Linked DNA regions of Homo sapiens: region 1 is linked to region 2. Evidence: chromatin loops called from intact Hi-C (ENCODE). Cell type or tissue: Calu3. All regions are shown on one strand. Each heading gives the region's core, and the rest is flanking DNA. Links, peaks and the distances in the headings are about the cores only.

The links. Peaks named below come from ENCODE experiments on the same cell type or tissue, not always from the same donor. Only the 100,000 strongest peaks of a DNase experiment are listed, where the experiment ranks them.
Region 1: a loop joins it to region 2, with 1.9 times the contacts of the local background. A loop is called at or near these places in 3 of 110 quality-filtered maps.

What each region holds. Positions count from the first base shown.
Region 1 is chr6:119,514,156-119,520,873 of GRCh38, reverse strand. No RefSeq gene overlaps it. Among named protein-coding and RNA genes, the nearest start is that of MAN1A1, 170 kb to the right of the region's middle. In Calu3, for the core only: no CTCF peak of the experiment used is centred there; no DNase peak of the experiment used is centred there.
Region 2 is chr6:119,443,018-119,449,735 of GRCh38, reverse strand. No RefSeq gene overlaps it. Among named protein-coding and RNA genes, the nearest start is that of MAN1A1, 97 kb to the right of the region's middle. In Calu3, for the core only: no CTCF peak of the experiment used is centred there; DNase peaks (open chromatin) are centred at 2,885 and 3,505.

The DNA of each region.
Region 1 (6,718 bases), core at 529-5,528, 71 kb before region 2:
CTCCACTCCTCATCTCTTTCTCTGCTTCTTTCCATGTTAACCTCAATTTCTTTTATAAAAGAAAAAAGGAACACAACTTCATAATTCCAACTAATGATTTCAATACAATTTGTCATCCAAAAAAATACGTGACTCTCTCTTCCTCTACCCCAAGGAGTGATGTACCAAATTTTAGGAAACTCATCAACCCAGTTTTGGATCACAGGACTGTCCTTGAAAAAATCACAAAGACCAAAAGGAGGAAGATGTGATCGAATTGGCCATTCTGATCATAAAACATGGAGCAGAGAAAAGAGTGCCTAATAACATATAGCCCCACAGGACTACATGAAGTTCAGGAGAGGATATTTCCCAGAAGAAAATCAGTGTGTTGGTTCTAAGAGACAAAGAAATAGTGATCAAGCGAAAGCAATAGATGTCCACTATTGTCGTCACATGTATGAGCTAATTCCATGTACTCAGCAGACATTTCCTAGCAAATAGAATGTATATTTCTAGTGTTCTTCAGAATAGCAGTGCAAAATATTATTGTTGTGGGCTTTCAAGAAAACAGAAAGTCATTTGAAAAATTCAAATGTGGGGTGGTGGGGCAGGCAGAAGATTACACTTATTGCTTCACAAACTCAATGCTAAAGATTATAAAATTCCCTTAGGAAGAAGGTATTTCTCCATTCGTTCTGACCTAACAATACATCTTGGCAATTGAATTGACCTATCCTTTTAAACATGAGTACTTTGACTTGGCTACACCAAAATGATGACCAAGAGATGTAAAAATGTGATTTTGCTTTTCTTTTAACCAAGTATTAAGTGAAATGAATGTCTCAGTTACCAACTTTGCCCTGGTGAAGCTGAAGGATGACCTGAGAATGTACATTCTATCTATTTTGATTGGTCAAAATATGAGAGATGAAAATCTAGAAAGAAATTTGTGTAAATATTTCTATAAATATAAACTTGGGATGTCAATATAAGGCAAAATATTAATGCCAAAGATTATAAAGGAAAGATGAATAGATTCAACTATCACAATGAAAATAATCAAAAAAAGTTACAATAAAAAGGAAAACTGTAAAAATATTTGGAGCATATACAATGGAAAGAGGATTAATATTTTTAATATAAGAAGAGCTTTTACAAATCAATAAGAAAAAGACAAATACAGTAATAGAAAGCTGATTAAGAAATATGTACAGGTAATTTCAAAAGAAGTAAATGAAAAAATATTGTTTATTGACATGTGAAAAGATGTTCAAATTTATTATTAATCAAATAAATAAAAATCAAACAATATTTGATTTTACTTAGATTGGCAAATATTAAAACACTTAATAACATCCATGCTGTTAGACGGTTAGATTAGTACAGGCTTTCAGGAAGCCATTTGACATTACGTATGATTTTAAATTTTAAGTTTACATTTTCATTGACCCATCAATCCTGCTTCTGAAACTTAACACCAAGGGGAAAAATAATAATAAACCATGTGAAAAGATTGTGAGTGTGTGTAGGTGTGCATGCGAGTGTATGTGTTTGAGTGTATGTTGTATGAAAAGATTTGGGTGTTGTACTATGAATAGTAATGATAAATTATAACACCCTAAATGCCTCATAACTAGGAATTGATTAAATTAAAAATTGTTCTCTAAAATGGATCTAGAAATTTTAAATGATGGTTTCTGTGTGGACACTTTAAAAGATGCTTATGTGTTTTAGGTAATGCTGGCCTTTTCTTTGCCGGCCTAAACTAGTTTTCAAATATACACGACAGTAAGATCAAGATTCAGAGCAAATATTTATTGTGTTTCTCATTCTTCTGTTGGGGAGATTTTTTTTAATCAAAATTCTTAGTAGGGGGAATACACTTCTCTCCACCAGCAGAGTTTCATCCCATAGACAAACTCCATGAACAGCCAGGTCACTGCCATTCTCTAAATAAAAATGTTACAAAATAGCAAGTATTGTAACGCAATTGTCCTGGACAGAGTACAGAGGACATTCATATTTTGCAGAATATGTTATGCTTCTGATCCGTCCTGGTTGTAACTTGTATAAATTACCTCATAAAATAAAACAGTAAAGGCCAAGCTCTATAAACCGAAGAATCAGGTTATCAACCAAACCTTTCCAAAGAAAGGGGTAATGATGGCATGGCTAACAACCCGGAAGTCTCCCCAGTAGGCAAGTCTGGCATCTCCAAGTGTCCCCTGGCACATGGGGTCAGAGTTAAAAGGGTGAGGGATCCAGATCACCAAACAAAATGAATGGTGTGTTCTCATTTTTATTTTTTAAGTGTATATATGTGAAATGTGTTAGCAATTATTATAACGGGGTGGTAGGATTATAGTTAATTTTTATTTTCTCTTCAAATAATTCACAATATTATTTAAGCTAAAAGGCTACGTCAGTGTTACCTGTATTTTTTTTTTTTAATGAGATGGAGTCTCACTATGTTGCCTAGGTGGGTCTCGAACCCCTGAGCTCAAGTGAGCTGCCCATCTCAGCCTCCCAAAGTGCTGGGATTACAGGTGGGAGCCATGGCGCCCGACCTAGTATTGTCTGGATTTCTTAAAACAAATATGTTCAATTTTTTTGCATCAACGGACTTATTTGCTCTAGCCCAGAATTTCTCCAACTGTGTTCCATGACATTATGTGTGCACGTGTGTGTGTGTGTATGTGTGTATAATGTATCTTTATAAACTATACATATACATTATATTTACACTCAACACTAGGATAAGTAAGATTAGGTGAATTTCATTGCTTCAAAACTTCTCAGAATATTAAATATGCTAACACAATATGTATTATTTCCCAAATTTCTTTTGCTCTAAATGTTTTCAAGGAAGCTTCTCACTGTATTAATGCTCCAAGAAATACAGTTAGACAAGTGTTGTGGTCTATTCTGATCTTCCTAAACTCATAACTCTGTTTACAAATGGGCCCCACCTGTAGGTACAGATCACTTCATTTTCTGTAGGTACACTTCACCTTATTTCCTGAGCCAGTCCTCATTAAGCCAAAGATCAATAACAACTTTTGTTGTATAGTTGAAGATGGAACTTGTTTTTTAAGTTCTCATCTTACTGTAGCTGTCCTCAGCTTTTGACAAACTGGACCTCTGGATCTTTGAACAGGTCTTATTCATTGGTTTTTCTCTATTTTCTAGGCATTGTTGTTTAGTTTCTCTTGCAGCTTTTCTTGCACTGTTGTTAACTTCCTCTGTTAGATTGGCTTCTTAAGTGTGGATTTCCCCTGGGGATTCTGTCTGGCAGCCAGTCTTCTGACTCCAAACACTCCCTGGGTGATCTTGTTCTCACCTATTATTTCAATAACCAGCTCTAAAAACTCATCATTCATAAATCATGAAGAATCTTCAGCCCACATCTCCCTTCAAGGTTTGATGTTTATAAAAACTGCCCTCCTTAATATCTCCCCTTGGAAGCCCCACAGGCACATCAAACAGTATATCCTAAATTGAAAAGTATTTTCATCCCTTCCCCATGTGGGATTTTTTTCCTATATCAGCAAACAATGTCACTCATTCATTCAGCTTCCAGTGGCTTCACTTATTTCTTCCTCCTCACACGCCAAGCCCTGTTAATAATCAATTTCTGTTGATTCACTTCCTAGTATCTCTCCAGAGATCCACTTCTCCCCATCCCTACAGCCATTATCTTAGTTTTCAATACGTTCAGTTGTCACTGGAATTACTACAGGTCTCCCAAATTGTACCTAGTTCACAGTTAGCACTAAATAAAAATTTGTTGAATAAATAAACGATCTTTCTTTAGCCTTTCCCCTTTCAGTCCATTCTTCAAACAGCAACACAATAGTCACACTAAAACTCAAATTAGATAGTTTCATCTCATCTTGAAGCGTACTTGGTGCCCTGAGGAAAATGAACAATTGCATTATGCATGTCATTTCTTGAGTTCCTTCTCACTCACCTCTTCAACCTCACTTGTCAAAGTATATCCTCCAGCCTGTCATACTGAACAATGTACAGTTCCTTAAGTAATACCATAATAACTTTTCTCCTATTTCTTTCTTCATTACCCAGTCTTGTCTGTACTTAAGTCTTATTCAGTATTCCGGATTCAACATAGATGTCGCCCTTACAAAGCCTTCTGATTTGCCAATATTGGATTAGGTGTCTTGTCTATAAGATTCTATAGGACCGTATTCTTTCCCCTATTACTACATGGAACACACTGAAGTGGTTTTCTGATGACTGGGCTGTAGTATCCTTAAGATATGCATAATGTATGCATCATGCTGTATTCAAGAATAGCCCAGGACCTGACACATAGGGGGATACTCAGATTCATCTGTATAATGGGGACATTGTCCTACCAACTTTACAGCATTGTCAGAAGGATCAAATACAGGGTGGTCAAATAAAATACAGGATGGCCAGTTAAATTTGACTGCCAAATACACAATGAAAACTTTTTCCAATGTCTTATGCAATATTTGAAACACACTTACACTAAAACAATTATTCATTGTGTACCTAGAATTCAAATTCAACTGGGTATTGTTTTTTTGTAAATCTGACAACTCTGATTAAACAAGACCGTATATGTATGAAAGTGTTTTACCATCTATAAAAGACTACAAAAAATGTAAGCAAATGTAAGCTCTGTTTTTCTAAAAATCCATTACAACTTTGAAATAAATAATGAGAAGTTTCCATGTCAGGCTTCTGTGATTTTCATCTATTATTGACAAATCTTGCTGTGTGAGTTTATTTGTTCTTCCTAAATTAAACAATATCCTTCTTGAAAATAAAAGTACATTTCTTGGGGACATATGTTTAATTCCAAGCAACTGGACACCAAGATGCATACTGACCATTTAAAATGATCATTACACTAGAAGAAGAATGGAAGGGAGAGAAGAAGGGGGAAAGAAGAAGATTTAAAACTGTGTTTGCAATCAAGTAATTTCAAGAGGAAAAAACCCTGGGGCAACTCCTCCTTTAATACTGTTTCTATATTAACCACCCTAAATTTGGAACCCAGTGATCTAGACTTCTCCACATGGACTAATATTTAAAAATTGATGAAATATAACTTTTCTAATTACTTTCCAATTACTTGATTTAAGACTTAAGAGCCATAGATATAAACTAGAAAAATCTCTGGCATAGAGGGAGTCAAGATACCTACTTTTTCAACTAACTCTTGTGTCTTCATGCTGGACATTTGCATTCTCATCTCTAGAAAAAGACAGTATTGATTCAGGTGATTTCTAAATGTCTACATACCTCTAACACTCTGAAATTTTATGAAATATTCACTTCATATTGTAGACATTAGCAGAAATAAAACATAAAAACTATTTGATTTACATGTGTATTTGAAGTAAACCCTACCAAATGAAGTTCATAACTCCATTTTTGAATCTATTATAATTATACAAATCTAATCCACTCACAGATATCAGGTAAGCTAACAAAATGCTAGTGGTAGCAGAATCAGTATGCTCAAAATTTCAGTTAAATGACAGACACACATTGGCAATGTTCATCAGATGGAGGAAAAGACACAGAAGCATCATTCCTCCTCCCCCATCTCCTCTTCATTCTCCCTGAAGAGGACAGAAAAAACTAATTTGGAACTAGCTTAAATGTCACAAGTACTAGGACTCAGACATAAGGACAATTACCAGAATCACTGGACTGGAAGAGATTTAAGAAATCATCCCAGACAGACACAAATCACCCCTGATAAACTGATTCCTTTACAAGCAATAAAGTTAAGGGACAGATGTTCCTGTTTTATACACCAACACCATGGGAGAGACTCCCCAAAACATAACTAACTTTTAGTATGTTAATGAAGAAAACATTGCTTGCTCTGTTATCCTTCCTATGTCCTTTCTTTCCCCTTCACCCACCAAAAGCTCTCAGGTTCTCGGACAGCTTGGCTGGGGGTAGTGAGAGGCTGGGAAAAGCTTCTAGGGCCCTAGTACCCTGAGGTGAGATCTGGGAAAGTGATGGAGTTAACCAGGAAAGAAAAAGGGACATTCAAAGGGGCTGTTTAATATTTGAGGAATTATTCACATTCCAGAGCTATACCCTGTGTCTTATAGAGCATTGCTTTTTTCCTCTCTGTAGTGAGGGATGCTCTAACAAGAAACTGCCATCTTCCTAAATGGTGCTACCCTTGGGGCCACAGTGACTGATCCAGGTGGCAAGTGATCCAGGATGGGCTGGTCAGCATCTTCCTTCTTGGTTTTCTAAATTAGAAGAAAGAAAATAGAGCCTTCAGCTCTCTGGTGGTAAAGCAAGGAAAATGTCAGGCAATAAGCTGTTGGCAGCCATATTCAAGGCCATGTGGAAAAGCAGAACTGCAGAGAAAAAAATGCAGCCAACAGGCAGACAAAAGCAGAGAAAAGGAGCAACTCGGGGGAAGAGTCTTTTCTCTATTCAAGGGCTGGTTCGAGTTATATTCCTGCCCTTCCCTGGTTTCCTCAGTTTGTGTGAGCCAGTAACTCTTCCTTTTCTTTTCCTAGGTTTTTTCACATATGAGTCTCTGCTAAGAACCCTGAATCATAACATTAAAGACTAAGGGAACATTTGCAAAGGCAAGGAGCAGTGACCTAACTAATAAAATGTCTAAGAAGGGCCCCCAATTTCTGCCTCTCCCTAAAACAATGAAAAAAATAAGCCACATTACAATAATCCAGGCAGAGTGTGCTTTTCTTTG
Region 2 (6,718 bases), core at 657-5,656:
GCAAGGAAGAAAAAAGTGTGGGAAATTAAACCAAAAGAGGAATCAAAGAATTAGACTTGTTATGACAAGTGTACCTTTCAATGTGCTGGGCGCTCTAGAAAAACAGGAGAAAGTGGGGGGCCTCCTCCTTCCCACCCACTCTAAACGAAAAACAACCAAGCTTACAGGGCATAGCTGACCTAAGCATTCACCCAGGAAGTAGGGAAATTGGAAATTACAGCAAAAACATGAAACTTCCTTCTAGGCTGCCTCTCTACATTGAATGTGTTCACTGCTTAGAGGCAGAAAAGAGGAAGGAGGAGAGCCAGGTTCTTTCTGTGAATCCATGAGGCCAAGGCAGGCAGTGGAAGAGGCAGTACAGAGCCTGTTTGTCACCTCTGAGGTCGAGGAATCCTGGCCACTGTGAGACCCTTGGCCCAAAGGATGTGGGATTCTCAAAAACCAGGTTTACTGTAACTCTTCCTCTCAGAGGGATGAAAGAGAATGTGGAGGATGAAACCAGTGTTCACACCCACCCTCCCCAGGGAGAGGGAAGAGAAATTCCCCTTCTCTATGGAAACGTGGATTGGAACAGAAAGCTCCTCCTGGAACAGGGGATAGTGCACTCTGAGCATATATAGTGGAAAGTAAACAATCTAAAGCTGTGTCAGGTAAGAATGATTGGAGCTAGAGGAATGTGCCTTAAATGTGTCAAAATGGATGTTGTTTGGAAGAAAAAATAGCATTCTTCGCATAGCCCAAGATGGAGAATAAGGCCAACAGATGGCAATTAGAGGCAGAGTGACCAACTGTCCTGGTTTGCCCAGGACTGACGGATGCCCTGGGATGCAGAATTTTCAGTGTTAAAACAGGACAGCTCCAGACAAACCAGAACAGTTGGTCACCTGGGATGACAGATTTCAGTTCAATTAAAGAAAGACATAGAGTCAGAGCTTTCTTACCACAAAGAAATGATCCATGTTTGAGGGTACACTAAATACTTTGATTTGATGATTATACAATGTATACATGTATTGAAACGTCACACTGAACCCCATAAATATGCACAATTTTTATGTGCATATTTATTTTTATTTTAAAATGAAATAAAACAACAAAAAGACAGCTGTTCAAAGGCAGATAACAATTTTACTACCACTGGAAATGCTCAAATATAGTTTAGCCTTTAGCTCAAGGCTGCCAACAAGAGGGAGGTGGGAGTTGATGACCCCAAAGGAGAGAAGAAGAGTAATCTGGTACCATGAACTTTTTAAAAAATTTATTGGAATATAAGCATTTTCCAATTGATTATTTGTTTGCTTTTGGCAGTCATTTAAGAAACTTTCTCTAAGAAACTCATTGGTTCATATGTTTCTTCCATTAAGTGTGTGTGTACACAAACACACACACACACACACACACACACATGCACACATATATATGTATATATGTACCTCACAGTTTGGGCAGAGAAGCAAATTTAGCTCTAATTCCAATCCCAGTACTTTTCTACTCTGTTTTCCCACCCGCTCCACCATGCCCAACACACAAACACACACAAACTTACCATAACAGCCTATGGGTTGAATTAGACAGTCATTGTGTTAGGAAAATGGAAGCTTGTTCCGTCAAGCCTCCCTCTCAGTTCCTTCTTTCTAAAAGTGAATTTTTGAGGGCCTACTTTATTTTGTGGGAAGTGGGGTGGGAAACCTTTTTTTTTTTTTTGAGATGGAGTCTTGCACTTGTTGCCCAGGGTGGAGTGCGGTGGTGCAATCTCAGCTCACTGCAACCTCCACCTCCCAGGTTCAAGTGATTCTCCTACCTCAACCTCCTGAGTAGCTGGGATTACAGGTGCCCACCACCAGGCCTGGCTAATTTTTGTATTTTTAGTAGAGACAGGATTTCACCATGTTGGCCAGGCTAGTCTCAAAGTCCTGACCTCAGGTGATCTGTGCACCTCAGCCTCCCAAAGTGCTGGGATTACAGGCGTGAGCCACCAAGCCCAGTGGTAAATCTTAATATGGTCCCTGTTATCATGAATTTGTGAAAAGATAACTAAAATGCACTTATAGCAATTAAAGAAGGCTCTAGTTAGTGACTAATTGTGCCTCTGTACACCTTCAAGCCTGTGGACCAAGGGCAGTACTGAGTTACAGCTGCAAAGGCCAGAGCCTTTGTTTGCTTGGGGAAGGCTGGAGAGTTCCACACTTATTATACAAAGTTAGGGTAAGAATGACCATACGTTTCCATTTTCTCAGAACAGCCCATGTCTACTCATACTATTCCAGCATAATTATTAATAGTATCCCAGTTTGGATGATAAATTAAATGACCACCCTAGATACAGCTATTGGACATAGTCAGAATAAGGGCTGAAGTTGAACAACCAATGGCACTGGGTCATGCTCTGGGCATTTTTTTAGTATTAGATTTCTAGCATATACCCATGCTGAGTCCAGGTCTCAAGAAAATGTTTACGCTTCTGTGCATATAGGAATATTTGTGTTAACATTAAATCATGGTTAAAAGAAACAAATTCAAAGAAAACATACAGTGAAGTTATCATTAAAAATTTCTCAATGATAACTTTGTGGGTTTTGTTTTCATGTTTGTTTAACAATAGAAGAATGGAAAATAACATTGTCTGGCTGGCAGTTGGTGATATTTATTAATTGGATATTCTTTCTGGTACTTTTGCTGGTTTTCCCTGTCATGCTGGTCAAACACACCCTAGAAAAACATACAGGTTGGACTTATCATTGGAACACGCCTAATTTTCACTGTCAGTATGCTGCGCAGGATGGCCACAATAGTTTTGTGGCTAAATAACCAAAGTCAAGTCTGCAAATAACTTTGACCCAGATACTTAAGATTTCAGAAGACTGGAGACAAGATCTGGAGCTTAGCCAGCTGGCCCTAAAACAAGGAAGTTTTCCAGACTATGGGGCAAATGTAAGACTGCTACATTCCCAAACTGGTTCTGAGATGCCTGTTCATTACCATCAACAGAGAAGCCTGTAGTTAGTGTTTAGAAAGAAGGAGGTTTTATAACTGAGGCTCATATTGAAAAAGAAAATAAAAGACTAGAAACCTGTGGCCAGAATAATGTGAGTGAGTCAGAATAAAAGAAGGAATAAAGGGAGGGAAAGCCCAGATCCAAAATGAGGCCGATCATACATGGGGCTTAGATATGTCCAAAAATGAGAGGGCCCACCAGGAAATCTCCTTGATTGACGGGCAAGGCAGCTTGTCAGCAGTGAACTCATCCTGATGTTAGAGAGAGTCAGGCAGACAAACTCCATCCAGTTAACAAAAGCTGAGTTGTTGAAGGGGAGAGATGATTCTAAATAAAGCATTGTCTGTCACTCCAGAGATCCTTATTGAGCATCTGTGATGTGCCAGGCACTGTTCTAGGTGGAGGCATGAGACATACAGTGAACAAATGAACAAATAAGCACAAGATAAATTCAGATAATAAGTGCTATGAAGAAAATGAAGCAGAGTGATGTAATAACACCACAGGGGGGGAAGGGAGAGAATATTTCAGGCTGAGTCATTAGGTAAGGCCTCTCTAAGGAGATGTGATTCTGAAAGAAAAGATGGAGCCATACTGTGAGCAAGTTAACTAAAGACTGGAGAGCATCCATTGGTTTGACAGCATCAAGCTCATCGGAGACCTTCACAAAGGCAGTTTCAGTGGAACAGTGGTGTAGATGCCAAATAGGAGAGGGCTGATGAGGTGGGGATAAAGTGAATGTGGGGTAAGGAAGCAGAGACAGAGACTGCAGACAGCGGTCCACTTCAGATCTAAGCTACCCGGAAATTGAAAAGTATATGCAGCTGCAGGAGAGCTTTTAAGAGGGGCCAGCCTGGAACACTGCGGAATGCTAAGAGAAGAATCCCCACTGAGAGGGAGAGTTAGACATGCAGAAAAGTCCTTGCGAAAACAGTAGGGAGTCAGATCCAGAACACATGTAGAGGCTGGTCTTTGACAAGAAGAGGGACACTTCCTCTACATTAACAAGAAGCAAGGAAAGGAGGGAACTAATGCAGGGGTGGTTTTATGGACCTGTCAAGCTGGATCCCTATTAACTTCATTAGGGATGGTATCAGGTTCAAGAGGCTCAAGAAGAGACCCAGAGCGAGCAAACAAGACATAGGGTTTACTAAGGGGACTTAGATACAGAGTGGCCCAGTGGCAATGGGTTGGATGACAGAACTGCTACCACTTGCAAAAAACATGCAATTTATATAGCATTTTTGCATAGCATCCTCCTCCAGCAACCTCCACCTCACAGCCTTCATTTAACCCAAAACAAAGGGCCTCAACCCCCTGCACAGCCCGTGTTCCATGGGACAGGTGGAGGTTCATATGTTCTTCATAGATAAGAAATGAATTTCTGAGTTGGCCACTCCCAGTTTCCTTAACTTGTAACTCTGAACACATATTCAGGTGCATCTGCCATACAGGATCATTCTCAGTGTATGCTTAAGTTACGGCTATCAGGCGTGTCTGCCATACAGAGCCTGACAATGGGAAGTTTAAAGAGTTCCTATCTCATTACTTTTATTTTGTTAATGAAATAAGAAATGAGGTCATCAGTGAGAGTGAGTAAGATGTAAGGGGGAGGGGAGAAAGTATAAAACAGTTCTCTTGAGAATGATTAAGTTTATTAGGGAAACACTGTCAGGCAGTGCAGAGTACCTATTTAAGGCACCTAAATATGATGATGAATTTATTTAATGAAACAGGCAGCCTCCTTATTGATTTTTCTCCAGCCATACACATTTGTTCAGATCTAAATACAAAGAAGGTAGATAGGTCCAACCAGTGCTAAAGTTGTGGCAGATGAGTGTGCTCATCGCAGAACTGAATAAGGGAGGTGAGAGTGTCTGTAGGGACATGATTATGACTTCTACCATAAAATCTAAGCTGGACAAAAAGGGAAGTGAGGGATAGTTGATAGATAATGAAACTGTGGTGGCATTAATGGAGTGGAGTTCTCAGTGAAATGATACTAGCCTGCAGCTGGAAAGTGGAATACAGTACCTGAGTCAGAAATTTCAGAGGCAGGATGCAGGATGTTTTGGCAGTTAAGGTAGAGAAGCTAAAAGAAGAACATTGTCACAGAAAAGGTATAATAGTCCATTCTCACATTGCTATAAAGAAATACCTGAGACTGGGTAATTAATAAGAAGTTCAATTGGCTCACAGTTCCACAGGACGTACAGGAAGCATGACAAGATCTGCTTCTGGGGAGGCCTCAGGAAATGTACGATCATGGCAGAAAGCAAAGAGAAATCAGGCACGTTTTACATGGCTGGAACAGGAGTGGGGGCAGGGGGATTAACCACACATTTTTAAACAAATAGATCTCGTGAGAACTCTATCACAAGAACAGCACCAAAGGAGGAAATCCACCCCCATGATCCAATCACATCCCACCAGGCCCCATCTCCAACACTGGGATTACAATTCAACATGAGATTTAGGTGGGGACACAGATCCAAACCATATCAGAAGGCAAAGGAAATAAGAGCAATGGTGGAGAATGAGTCAGCCTAGGCATTATGAAACAGCCTATGAGAACTACAGCAGAGTTGGCTTCGAAAGCTGTAAGCCAGGGATATCTCCCCTGAATGAAGAGAGGTTGGTAAAACATCACCTGGCCATGCATAATGACTAAGGATACGTGCTCTAAAGTCAGACTGCTAGAGTTTGAATCCCAGCTTAACCACCTTCTCACAGAGACCCTGGCGGCAACAAAAATAACACCAAACACTCAGATGGTATCTACTAAGTACTTTACATATATTTATACCTCACAATAAGCCAATGAGTTAGACACTTCTGAATTCACATTACACAAATGAGAATAAGTTTTTTGTCCTCTTTAAACCTCACAATGATATGATAAGGTTTGTTCCTATCTTATGGGGTTTTTGTGAGTTTTCAGCGAAATAATTTATGCAAAATGATTAGTACACTGTCTAGCTCCTAGAAGTGTTCAATAAACGTTAACCGATATTATGAGGAGAAAGGACAAGGAGCAGGGTTTTAATAAGGAGCGATGGTCTGGAAGCAACCCTGGGAAGCCAGGAAGAAACTCACCCACTGCTGGCCTTGAAGAACATGGAAGGTTTTGCCTTTTTTTGGTAGGAAAAAAAAAGAGAAAAAGAAAAAAAAAAATGGAGCATGGAACAAACCAAAAAGTACATCAGATTTATACAATTAAAAAAAAAAATCTCTGCTGGGCATGGTGGCTCACGCCTGTAATCCCAACACTTGGGGAGGCCAAGGCAGTGGATCGCTTGTAACCAGGAGCTCAAGACCAGCCTGGGCAACAAGGCGAAACCCTGTCTCTACAAAAAATACAAAAATTATCCAGGTGTAGTGACCTGTGCCTGTAATCCCAGCTACTCAGGAGGCTGAGGTGGGAGAATCGCTTGAGCCCGGGAGGTTGAGGCTGCAGTGGGCCAAGATTGCACCACTGCACTCCAGCCTGGGTGACATAGCAAGACCCTGTCTCAGAGAAAACAAAAAACAAAAAAAACGCCTGGCTGAGTGCCCATATGGGTGTCAGGTAAGGAAAGGAATTGGAGAAGTCAGATAAAAGTCTAGCAATACTGGACAGTTTGTTACTCAAGAAAGAGGGGTTTTAGAGGATGGAGCAACAGGGAGGATAACGCAGGTCTGTTGAGTCGGAAGAGACATGTACAAAGAAGTGCGCGGTTGGGC